Linked DNA regions of Mus musculus: regions 1 and 3 are each linked to region 2. Evidence: chromatin contacts called from ENCODE Hi-C or POLR2A ChIA-PET data. All regions are on one chromosome and are shown on one strand. Each heading gives the region's core, a stretch centred on a gene start or an enhancer-like site at or near the end of the contact. The rest is flanking DNA. Distances are from core to core; before and after follow the strand shown.

The links. Hi-C counts contacts between places; a loop is a spot of excess contacts on that map. ChIA-PET counts read pairs that join two places held with the same protein, here RNA polymerase II (POLR2A).
Region 1: a map of heart shows a loop between it and region 2 (3-fold over the local background). The contact joins two enhancer-like sites. A Hi-C loop is called at or near these places in 5 of 37 maps with a recorded cell type or tissue (heart and v-Abl transformed pro-B cells). POLR2A ChIA-PET finds 5 or more read pairs at or near these places in 3 of 5 experiments (Patski and embryonic stem cell).
Region 3: a loop to region 2 is called in a map of adrenal gland, with 6 times the contacts of the local background. The contact joins two enhancer-like sites. A Hi-C loop is called at or near these places in 21 of 37 maps with a recorded cell type or tissue (CH12.LX, Patski, T-helper 1 cell and 6 more). POLR2A ChIA-PET finds 5 or more read pairs at or near these places in 4 of 5 experiments (Patski and embryonic stem cell).

Annotation. Positions count from the first base shown.
Region 1 is chr4:133,093,959-133,097,737 of GRCm38, reverse strand. No RefSeq gene overlaps it. Among named protein-coding and RNA genes, the nearest start is that of Gm26615, 12 kb to the right of the region's middle. Within about 2 kb of position 2,442, at least 1 of the 3 ENCODE cell types and tissues checked has a DNase peak (open chromatin) inside an H3K27ac peak, as active enhancers do; it is heart, where a contact is called at or near this core.
Region 2 is chr4:133,053,305-133,057,337 of GRCm38, reverse strand. Ahdc1 (AT hook, DNA binding motif, containing 1) reads right to left here. Exons shown (of 7, transcript NM_146155.3): 3 at 2,135-2,325. Among named protein-coding and RNA genes, the nearest start is that of Gm26615, 28 kb to the left of the region's middle. Within about 2 kb of position 2,210, at least 1 of the 3 ENCODE cell types and tissues checked has a DNase peak (open chromatin) inside an H3K27ac peak, as active enhancers do; it is heart, where a contact is called at or near this core.
Region 3 is chr4:133,017,578-133,021,351 of GRCm38, reverse strand. The region is part of intron 2 of Ahdc1 (AT hook, DNA binding motif, containing 1); the gene reads right to left. Among named protein-coding and RNA genes, the nearest start is that of Ahdc1, 8.0 kb to the right of the region's middle. Within about 2 kb of position 1,796, at least 1 of the 3 ENCODE cell types and tissues checked has a DNase peak (open chromatin) inside an H3K27ac peak, as active enhancers do; it is heart, where a contact is called at or near this core.

The DNA of each region.
Region 1 (3,779 bases), core at 1,193-3,692, 40 kb before region 2:
CCGCTGCTTTTCTTCTCCGGTCAGCAGGGTCCCCAACAACTGCTGACAGTCGTCCCAGGTGGGCTGGTGGGTGATGAGGACGGACTCAATCAAAGCCGTCAATTTACCTGGGTCTTCAGAAAAGGAAGGGTTATTATTTTTAAGTCAGAGGAGGAAAACGGCCAGTACTGAAGCTGGCCATCTCCCCCCATACGGAGTGGGAATGCCTGGGAGGAGGTGGAGTCCGCTGCGGGAGGGTCCCTCCTTCCCCGCAGTCGAGACACCATGGGAGAAGGGGGGGGAACCTCGGAGGTGGCGGCCGCCTCTTTTTCATCGTCCTCTCTGGCAGAGGAGGAAGGTTGTGCTCCGTACGGCGGGGGGTCCTCTGTGAGAAGGTCAATGAGAGGTCCGCCGCTATCAGGGAGAACCTGGGGCTTAGGAGGTTTGGGCTTTATAGAGGGGGTAAGGGCGGGGTAAAGGGCAGATCGGGACGGAGGTTGCGCAGAAGGACCGGGCGGGAGGACGGGAGCTGTCGGTAAAGGAGGGGGTTTTGGAGAGTGCCTCCCAGGTGACGATATATGGGACCTGATCCGGGTGTCCGTGGGGACCAGGACAAAACACTCTAGACTTGACCTGAGAGATAATACCCAAATTAAAAGCACCATCCTGAGGCCATCCCACATTGAAAGTTGGCCATTCGGCGGAACAGAAAGTAACCCAGCGCCTCTTCCTGACATCCACAGACTGATTGGATGCAATGCGCTGGACATCTCCCCAGTGCTGCAAGGTTAGACTCAGGGGGGGTAGTTACGGTCTGTCCCATGATCTCGAAAACACTTAAAGACAGGAGAAAACTAACGAAGAACAAAAGAACAACAACAACAAACAAATCAGACGCGCGGCGCGGTTTCGGCGTAAAACCGAAAGCAAAAATTCAGATGGGGGAGGGGAGCGTTTCGGCCCCTCGCCGCCCAACAGAACCACGTATCCCTCGGTCAAAGGAGAGGCTCTAAAGAGTCCGAGACGGGTCGGGTTCTCAGATACAGATTGGGCCACAAAGATGGCCCCCGATGCCTCTGAGACGTCTCCCAGGGCTGCGGCCGGGAATACGAACTCGTCAGTTCTTCCGCGGACCCGCCAGATACAGATCTAGTTAGCTAACTAGTACAGACGCAGGCGCAAACATTAGATGCCGGCACACACACACACGCACGGAGACAGAGACAGACACGAAACGACCGCTGGCCAGCTTACCTCCCGGCGGGGGTCGGTGGTCCCTGGGCAGGGGTCTCCTAATCTCGGTGGGACCTCCAAATGAAAGACTCCCGAGGTGGGTAGTCAATTAATCTGAGGAGACCTTCCCAAGAATCAGCGAGCCCACGATTCGGATGCAAACAGCAAGAGGCTTTATTGGGAACACGGGTACCCGGGCGACTCAGTCTATCGGAGGACTGGCGCGCCGAGTGTGGAGTTCTTACCCTTTTTATAGGGCTGGGGCTGGGGAGCAAAAAGCGTGGGTACAGAAGCGAGAAGCGAGCTGAGTCTGGGAACCATCTGTTCTTGGCCCTGAGCCGGGGCCCAGGTGGGTATCATCTGTTCTTGGCCTTGAGCCGGGGCCCAGGTGGGTACCATCGGTATCCTGTTTGGCCCTTGTCCTAGTATTATTCAGCCTTGATTTTTAGCTGTTAATCTTTAACTGAACTTCCTTGTAGCTTTTGAGAACTCAGCTCTGGTACTTTTTCATGCCTTGCAAAATGGCGTTACTGCAGCTAGCTTGCTAAGCCTTATGGTGGGGTCTTTCAAAGGAAAAGGCAGTGAGCTCAGCCTCCAGGGTGTCAGGAGGCATGGAATGCTCTCAAGGAAGGCAGTGTCAGGATTCAGCTCGTGTTTTCAAAAACTCACCCTGGTGGCTGTGTGTAAGATGGATTATGGATTGAAGAGGGAAGGCAGGCGACAAGAGGAGGGGGAACTGAGGAGCCACTGGGGGAGACAAAGACACAGCACCTGAGGCTGGGCCTGAATGCCCCCTGCCTGTGAGGCTCTGAACCCCCTCCCAATCCTCCCCTCCACCCTCCAGGCCTGTTGTCTTGAGCAGCGGTGGGAAGGACAGGGCTGGCAAAACTGACACTCACTAATCACGGCCCTCACCCCAGAGCTGCACTGACTGTCTGGTCTCCATGGAGACACGGCAACCTCCGGCCACTTGTTAATGGCAACTCAACAAGGCTGCAGCAATGAGGCCCGGGCCTGACCAGTGTGCCCAGCTCTGCACCATTCATCCCAGTTTGGGCCTCTGCAGAAGACCCCAGGGGTGCGGGAGTTGGGGCACAGGAAGAAGGACTGGTTGGCTACACCCCTCTGCAGCCCCGCCTCCTTTGGCACTGCCAAGCAGCGAGGGCAGAGGCAGTCTCTGCCCTGGCTGACTCCTCCGCAGGGCTGCTGGGAAGCTGAGCTCATGCAGGTCACCCAGGCAAGGCCAAAGGGCTGGCGGGGGATGGTGAGGAATCCAGAGGGGACCTGCCTGCATCCCACACACAGCAGAATGGAGGTGGGGTGAGCTTCTCCTGCACCAACAACCCTCTGCTCTGCTAGCCTGAGGCAGGGGCCCAATTGGGAACCATCTGTCCAGAACCTCTTCCCAGAGCACTGTCGCTCCTCCATTGGAAATGCCACCATTAGCAATCCGTTCCATCAGGAGGCCGCATGGCTTAGCACACAAAACACTGGCTTTGCAGTCAGGCCAGCCTGGGTATAAAAACTTGGCTCTGTCCTTAACCGTTGAGCATTGATTTCTCCATCTGTAGGATGGGGACGATAATTGCGCATGTGTGTATGTGCGCAGGAGGAAGTGCTATGGATGTTTCCTGGAGACTGATCTTAATACCTGTGCTTTCCATTCCAGGAGCCATTTCTCTCTTTCTTTCTCTTCCCCCAAGGAGCCATTTATTTTTGCTTCTTCTCTTCTTCCCTTCCTTTCTTTAAAAAGAAAAAAAAATTTATGGGCAGGGCGTAGGCAGCCCACGCCTTTAATCCCAGCACTCTGGAGGCAGAAGCAGGTGGATCTCTGTGAGTTTGAGGCCATCCTGGTCTACGGAGCACAGCCCCATCTGGGGGTGGGGGTGGGGGGCAGTGGGGGTGGGTTGGGAGGAGGGGGAGATGGAAAATAAAGGAACAAACAAAAGATCTTTTTGAAACAGGGTGTGTTACCCAAGCTGATCTAAAACCAGCTTTGTAGCTAAGAATGACCTTGAACTCTGCCTTCACTTCCCAAGTGCTGGGATTGCAGCCTTTCTTTGCCACCACAGACCATCTGGGTCCTCTTCCACACTTCCCAGGATGATCCCACAGATGTTCCATACTCCTGTAACTGCCCCACATTTGTGGTCCCCATAGACTGGGCTGGGTAGAGTGAGCATCAGGACAAAACGGAGGAAATAAACAGGGGATGGGGAGGAGGGGGAAGAGGTTCTCTCTGCCTTTTTTCCCTCTTCCTCCTCTTCCTCCCCTCTTCCTCCCCCTCCTCCTCCCCCTCCTCCTTTTCCTCCCCTCCTCCTCTGCCTCCTCCTCTCCTTCCTCCTCTGCCTCCTCCTCCCCCTCCTACTCCCCCTCCTTCCCCTCCTCCTCCTCTCTCTCCCCCCTCCTCCTCCTCTTCTTCTTCCCCTCCTCCTCTTCTTCCTTTTCCTCCTCCTTCTTCCTCTTTCCTGTTAACCACTCCACGGAGATGTAGGCCTCTTCCCCACCCCCCTTCTCACTGTCGTCCATCTGTCTATCCCTCCCTCTCACAAACAAGAGCTGAGCCC
Region 2 (4,033 bases), core at 961-3,460:
CAGGACTGCCAGCCCCCTTTCTCTCAGGAATTTCATGTTTCACTCTCTTGGTCTTCCCTTCCTTTTAGCCCCTAGTGCCCACCTAATTCGTAGATCTTCTAGCAAGCAGACACTTGCCCTAGATCCTAAGAAGGACCAGTCACTTGTTTTTTTTTTTTTTTTAAGATTATTTATTTATTACATGTAAGTACACTGTAGCTGTCTTCAGACACACCAGAAGAGGGAGTCAGATCTCGTTAGGGATGGTTGTGAGCCACCATGTGGTTGCTGGGATTTGAACTCTAGACCTTTGGAAGAGCAGTCGGGTGCTCTTACCTGCTGAGCCATCTCACCAGCCCCAGTCACTTGTTTTGCATTTAAATGTGAACACAGAGAGGCTTAGTCATGCCCTTAAGGACACACAGCCATGCCAATCAGCTTTGTTGTCACCTAAGTTTGGTTTTGTTGGGATCCTTTAAGTCAAATTGCTTCATCATCCAAAGATTCAGACTAGCCCTGGCCTCCTCAACTATCTCAACTACCACTTCTAATCTCTTTTCCCCCAGTTTGTTATCAAGATGCACTACCTCCCCTGACCACTAGGTGTCCCCCTGGAGCCACTGATGCCCCAAGGGGAACTGGTCCTGCCCCGCCCCCATCATCTCCCCCAACCCCAGAACAGTACAGCACTGCATACCCCACCCTACCCTATCCTCAGCCACACAGAGCTCCTTTGTACAGCCCCCGCCCACCCTCTTCCTGTCCAGAGTGGGGCACCTGGCAAGCAGGTCTGTTCCTGAACCGCCCCCTGCCAGCCCCTTGCCCCGAGTGCCAGGTGTGTAGGCGCCACTGCCAGCTCTCACTGAACCCGAGGGTCACCTCATTGGCAGCCCTCCCTTCCTCCCTCCGAGGTCACCCAGGGACTGTGCTTTCCGCCCCACTCCACCCCCATTCCCTCCTGCCCTTGGCCCTTCCAGACTCCTGTCCTTGTCTTTCCTTCTGTCTCCCAGAGGACTCCCTCTTCCAGTACCACTAGCACCTCCTCCCACCTCTCTCCCGCCCCCGCCCACATCCCTCCCCAGAGAGAGCCAGTTCGGCCACGCCCCTCACTGCCGACCAGGTCGGAAGAACTCCTCCCCCTGGAAAGTCACTGTTGAAAAGGAAGTGACTTCAGCAGTTTGGCCACAAGGCTGGGCATTGCTGAGCCCAGCGCAGCCCAAGTCCTGCCCAGCCCACCTCCAAAACACAAAGGGAGCCATGTGCACATGCCACCTCACCTTGTGCTCAGAACCCTGAGCACACACAAACCCACCCAAGGGTGTTTGAGTCTTGGTCCACTAGTACCCTGTGTGGTAGACAGCCCAGGATACCCACACCTGCATAGGATCCATAGCCAGCAGTCACCACTACAGCACACATGTGAAGCTCTTAACTATTCCCCCCACATAGGCCACTTATGTAACTCTTGCATACACAACCCTGTGCACTAAGGACAGAGAGCCCCACACACCTGCTTGCACACAGACCCAGCACAGCACATTTACAGCCTCACATCCTCCTGCAGCCCTGCCTCCCCACCCTTCCCATCCCTGGAGGCCCAACCCCCATGCAGACCTCAGGAATGCTCCTTTGGAAGTTGGGTGGGGTTTCCAGCAGGCTAAACTCTAAGGAGCTTCCTGGAGCCTGAGGCTTCATGTGTCAGTTCAGGGAGTTGCCTCTATAGGGCAGGGCAGCCCCACCTGGCCTCTGTGGCTGGGAGCCTGGGTGGGCTAAACCTGGGCCACAAGAAAGATGGGTCCTGCCATGGCCTGCCCTGCGGCCAGCTGCCGGGCATGCAATCACACCTGGACTACCATGGCCTCTCAGCTCTGTAGAGGAGTCCTGGGGAGGTCAGCTGCATATATCAGGCACGCTGGCTTCCACCTCTGCCCTGAATCCTGGTCACCGTCACAACCCATCTCTCCGCCCAGTTCTCCAGGTCATGGAGGCATAGGGAAGAGTCCTCAGGCTAGGAGGCAGGATGCTAAGGGACTCACTGTGCCACATGAGCCTCTATTCCCTTCTCTGGATAATGGGGAGTTCGAATAGGCTAGATTAATGTCTCTCTCTCTGCCTAAGCTAAGAGGCGATCTTTGTTACACTGGCTCACAGTTACCTGCGCAGGCTCTGCAGAGGCTGGACTCAGCAAGAAAGGGCTGTCTCCACCAGCATCAGCTTCTCCAGGGTAGTCTTTGCAGAGGCCTGAGCAGTGCCACTCCCCCGGTCACCTGGGACCCTCGGCACTCACTCAGCTGGCTTGGCTCTGGGGTCCAGGCCGATGGGTAGACAGTCAGGCAACCTCCCCATCTGTAGAAGCAAACACAGCACACCAAAGATAAGCATAGATGGAGCATGGACGGAGGAGTCAGGCAGAGGGCAACTGAGCCAGGTGGGCATGCTCCACAAATACCAGTCCTGATCTGACTTTACCCCACTGCAGAGGCTCAGTACCTACCTACCATCCCACCTTCTTTCTTTGAACTCTTTAAAAATGCAATGACTTGGAATGGAGAGATGGCTCTGTGGTTAAGAGCACTGGCTGCTCTTGCAGGACTCTGGTTCAACTCCCAGCAACCACATGGCAGCTAACAGCTGTCTGTAACTCCTGTTCCAGGAAATCGGACATCCTCACCCAGACATACACGCAGGCAAAGCACCAATAATACGCATGAAATAAAAATAAACGACTTTTAAAGTTACTTTTAAAAAAGACTTAATTATATTTTAAATGTTTTGCACGCCTGGTGCCCACAGATCAGAAGAGGGCGTCAGATCCCCATGGAATTGGAGTTACAAGATGGTGGTAAGCTACCCTGGAGGTACTGTGAATAGAGCCCAGATCCTTGGAAAGAGCAATAAGTGCTCTTAAGCCCTGAGCCACTTCTCCAGCCCCCAGTCCCTGTCTCTTACATCCCAGACTCCTGTTGAGAAGCAGTATCTTTGCAAGTCTAGATACTCACACGTGTGCACAAACAGCACACCAGAGAAAGTGGAGGGAACCTGGCCTTGGCTCAACTCCTTATCCTGTCTACAGCCTATATATTCTTCCCCATTTTCTCACCCCTAAAAATGAGGAGTGACATCTTATGAAGCAGAGAGACAGCTCTGGGGCTGGTAACTGTACAAGTCTGAGTCGCTGTCCCTAGAGGAAGAGGAAGGTGTGCCCACTGCCATGGAGGTGTATGTGGAGCTGGCACCTGCCCAATGCCAGCAGCAACTGGATATAGCTCTTGTTTTTAGATACAGGGTTTGTTTAGGTCCCCCTAACTGTTCTGGAACTCATTCTGCAGACCAGGCTAGCCTAGAGATCCACCTGCCTCTGTCTTCCTAGAGCTAGGCTTTGAAGTGTGCACCACCACCCCGTCTGGTTTCTTTAATAACCATGGCCTACCTTGCCACTCCAGTTTCCTGCCTAGTAGCTGGCCCCATTGTCTGCACTGAGGCCGGGGAGAGTGGGGGAGTTTAAGAACCAAGCATCACAGAAGCTTATAGGTTCTAGTTACTTGGGAATGTGCATTGGTGAGACTCAGTCATCTGTGTAGATACACACATCTGTATGTGGGTTGCTGGGGCTACTCTGCCTGTCAGTGTGCATCTCTGTGTGTCAGTGTGGGCAGCAGCATGCTTAAGACTGTACGTGTGGGAGGGCTCAAGTGTGGCTCAAAGGTATAGCACTTGCTAGAATACAAGATCCCGGGTTCCACTCCCAGCACCACAGAGAAATGAATACAGTTCACACATGGATCCTGAGTTTGATCAGTAGTGATTGGTATTATCAGCTGAGTCTACGTATCTACCAGAATTAAGTGTCTTCAGTTTATAATCGTGGACACGCCCACCATCTAGATTTCTATTCTGTTCACTTCTCTGTGTATTTGGCTGAGCCCGTGACAGGTGTGCCCAGCTGTGAGTGTATCTGTGTGTACATACTGCACCTGGTTCACTGAATCTCACTGTGTCAGGAGCCAGACCAGCCCCTGCCTGCCTCGGAGCTCTTTGGATGTGTTCGGCAGCA
Region 3 (3,774 bases), core at 547-3,046, 36 kb after region 2:
GTACTCAAAGAGTTCTTGGCTGAGAGTCCAGGGTGACCAGGTGCCAAGTGGCTCTGCCTACTCCCCAAAGGGGCTCAACCCTGCAAGCTTAGGCCAGAGCGTCCACAGCCCAGGATCTGGGGGGCAGCTTTGAACCAGATGTCCAGCCTCACTGTCCAGGAATGAAAGGCCTCGGGCAGCGAGGGTGGGGATGGCTCCCCAGGCAGAGGAGGCTCTGGGAAGTGGAGGAGGCTTGGGCAGTAGACAGAGCAGTGCAGTGCGTGTGAAAAGGCTTGGGGGGGTGGGGAGCAGGGTGGGGGGAGGGTGTGCTGGAATGTGTGGCTGGTGGGAGTGAGGGCTGCCTAAGAAATGAGGCTGAGGCGGGTGTGTGACAGGGTGCTGTGGGGTGCGGGGGGGGGGGGGGGGGGGGCCTGGAACGCTACATGTGAGCTCAAAGGGGCGAATGGGTCAGGGCGGTGACTAGGCAGGGCTGTGCATGTCACAGACAGGCAGAGTGTGTTTGGAGAAAGGTGTAGGAGTGTCCTTATGCCTTTCCAGGGTTGAACCTAGAGTCAGCTAAGCCTGAGGAGCTAGGCCTCTGGAAGGGGTAGAGTGGGACCCTCTGAGGAACAGGAAGGCTTGCACATGCATGCTAGGGAAGGCACTAGAAGCTATCAGGACATTTGGAGGTACCCGAGAGCTAAGGCTTTGTCTGTGAATTTTGAGAGAAATGTGAATATGAGGAGCTGTGTGTCTGTGTCTGTGTGTGCTTGTGTGCTGGAGAGGGGGGTGTTGATAAGGTGTAGAGGTCCCCGCCTGTCTGCAGGCTGACACGCTTTAGCTGGGGGTAAATGTGTGTAAGAGGAGATGTTGGATGTGAAATCTGTGCATGTGAGAAGGCATGGGGGCTGTGGGCAGGTCCTGGGGTGTAGCTGGTGAAGTGTTGAGGCTGAAGAAGGTTCTGATGCCCTTGAGGATGTGTGTGGTAGACGCTGTGTGTGTTGGGGTGACTGGGAGTCATAAAAAAATCAGGGTTTGGTTAAGTGCTGGAACTGCACTGTGTCTGGAAAGATGTGGCAATATTCCTGGACAGGTTACAGGGACTTGAACTGGGTATGGATGCGGAGGTGTCAGGGCTGAAGAAGCCGTGGGTCTGAGAATGTCACAGGGGCTTCTGTTTTGAGGAAAGGAGACTGTATTTGAGGAGGTGCCCTATGGGCTGGGAAGGCAAGTACGGTCCCTGATATCAGAGAGGATGGGCTTATAAAGTGTAGGAGTGGGAGAGTATCAGGGTTAGGACGAGGCTCCTGGTGTCTGGGGAGGTGTTCCAGGTACGAACAAGAACAAGGGTAGCGGTGTGGTGTTTTCATTTGGGGGTGTGTTGGCTATGTGCGTGTGAGACAGTTGGGTATCAAGGAGGTGTTGGTGTTGGGTGGTTGTGCAAGAAGTGTTGGGGCTCTGTGTTTGTGGGTACGCTTAGCTGTGATTTGGAGTTGCTGGAGCTGTAAGCATACACTAGGGGGCTTGTGTATTTTGGGGACTGCAATTAGGGGTCCTGTGCTTAGAGAGCTGTTAGGGAGCAGTATGGTGAGGGGAAGGGAATAGGCTTCTAGGATGATGAAAGGCAGAATCTCTGGGGCCCACCTGGGGACTGCACACTGCCTTCCCTCCAACTCCTTGCTTTGGGGTATCTATGCTAGGACCACACTGTTGAGACAGGCCAGTCCATCTGTCTCCACCTGTGCCTCAGCTCCAGGAGCAGAGCTACCTTCTCAATCCCTGGGGAGCAGCAATGCATCTCAGCCCACCCATCTGCCTTCAGAAGGTCCGCACAGAAGCCTCCACCAAGCTGCCCCGAGGGGCATCACTATGTTTGAAGAGGCACTGGCTGTGGGTGGGGAGAACTACACAGAAACTGTTCTTATGGAGGCTCCTTTGAAAGCCACCGCCACCAGGCAAGGGGACGCAGGAAGACAGGGTAGATATGTCTTGTCCTTGGGCTGCCTGTGTGGGTCAGTGGCCAGCTGCACACACACACACACACACATATACACACCCCGTAGCCTTCCTCGTGCTTTTATGCTGATTGTCCCTATTCAGGTAGGACCAAGGCCTTGGCAAACACCCATCCAAGCCAGAACAGCAGGCACACACTGGTACCTGCAGCTATACCCTCAGCTATGCACACCCCTAAGTTCAGACAGACACCCACCTCCTTCCACATACAATGTGCACCACGGCACGGTTCTATGTGTAGTTCATCCTCAGGACATATATATGTATATATAATATATATGTATATTATGTATTATATATTATATATATATACACACACACAAGCATGCACGCATGCGCGCGCGCGCACACACACACACACACACACACACACACACACACACTGCATCAAGCTACTTGTCTCTGTAAAACCAAGTATAGCTGCACACCATCTTGTCAAGGTAACCTGAAGTCAAGGTTTCTTTTTCTTTCTCTGATGATACTGGAGATTGAACCTGAGGTCTTGTGCACTCTAGGAAAAGGCCCCCCAGCACTGAGCTATGGCCCCAGTCCCTCTTTGCTCACCCTCATCTTATAAGTGTGCATTCACATTGGTACCTGCACACACACCACACCACACACACACACCATCACACCCATAGCCCTTCTCACACATGCTCTTTCTCACATACTCCATGACAGACAGACTCATGCATGTTCATGTTTGCCTACCCATACACCCTTACCAGATAACTCCTTCCCACTTCCCAGTCCTCCAGCCCACCTTTGTGTCCAGGTTATCCCCTCCCCCCTCACTGAACAGATAGATCTTCTACCAGCCGGGTCAGAGCAGGGCCCCTCTGTGCTCAGGTCTGACTCTTACTGTGTCAGAGTTTGGGTTGTGACAGCACATCCCGAGACCTCACAGCAGGCCTGTGTGTCACCAGCTAAGAAAGCACAGACATGTAACCTGTTACATGGCAAGAAACAGAGTTGATGTAAAGGTGGCAGGACCAAGTCACAAAATGTGGCTGTGTGTACAGGTGGGAGCCTCCACCGGAGACATCCTCTGGTAAGTTAGTGAACAAGAAGGGGCCTTTCCTGAGACAAGAGAGCCACACATTTTTGGGTAGGCGTGGGGGCCAGGAGAGCCCTCTCGCCAATCCCCCTTCCAACAGAAGAGCAGAGAGGAAGGGACTGTTCAAGGCTTTGCTGGCATCCCCATCCTGACCTCCTTTAGCAGCTGGAAACCGAGCTGGGGGTGGAAGGAATGGAGACTTGGCTAGCCTGGGGGTTTGGGGAGGGCCGAGGCAGAAAACACCTTCCAGATTCTCATCAAATTCCTGTTTGTGGTTTGTAGCCTCCAGTCAGTCAGTCTCTCTCTCTCTCTCTCTCCCTCTCTCTCTCTCTCTCTCCCACCCCAGGGTTTCCCTCCTTTCTTTATCTCTTCCTGTTTCTCAGTCTCTCCCCATCTTTCTCTTTGCTTACCCTGTCTCTGTCTCTCCTCTGCCTTTCTGTTTTCCTGACGCCTCTCCCTGCAGGCACCTCTGTCTGTCTGTGTCTCCCTGTCCCAGTTCATCTGTCTGTCTGTGCGTGGGTGTCTCTGTCCATCTGTTCTACCACCCATCTGTCTGCATTAGTCCTTCTAAAGGTGTCCATTCCCATATTCTCATTCTCTCTCTCTCTCTCTCTCTCTCTCTCTCTCTCTTTCCCCTTCCCTCCCTCCCTCCCTCCTCCAGGTCAGCAAAGGCCCCTCCTGGCTCAGGAATGGGGGGGGAGGGGGACAGACCTGCAGCTTCT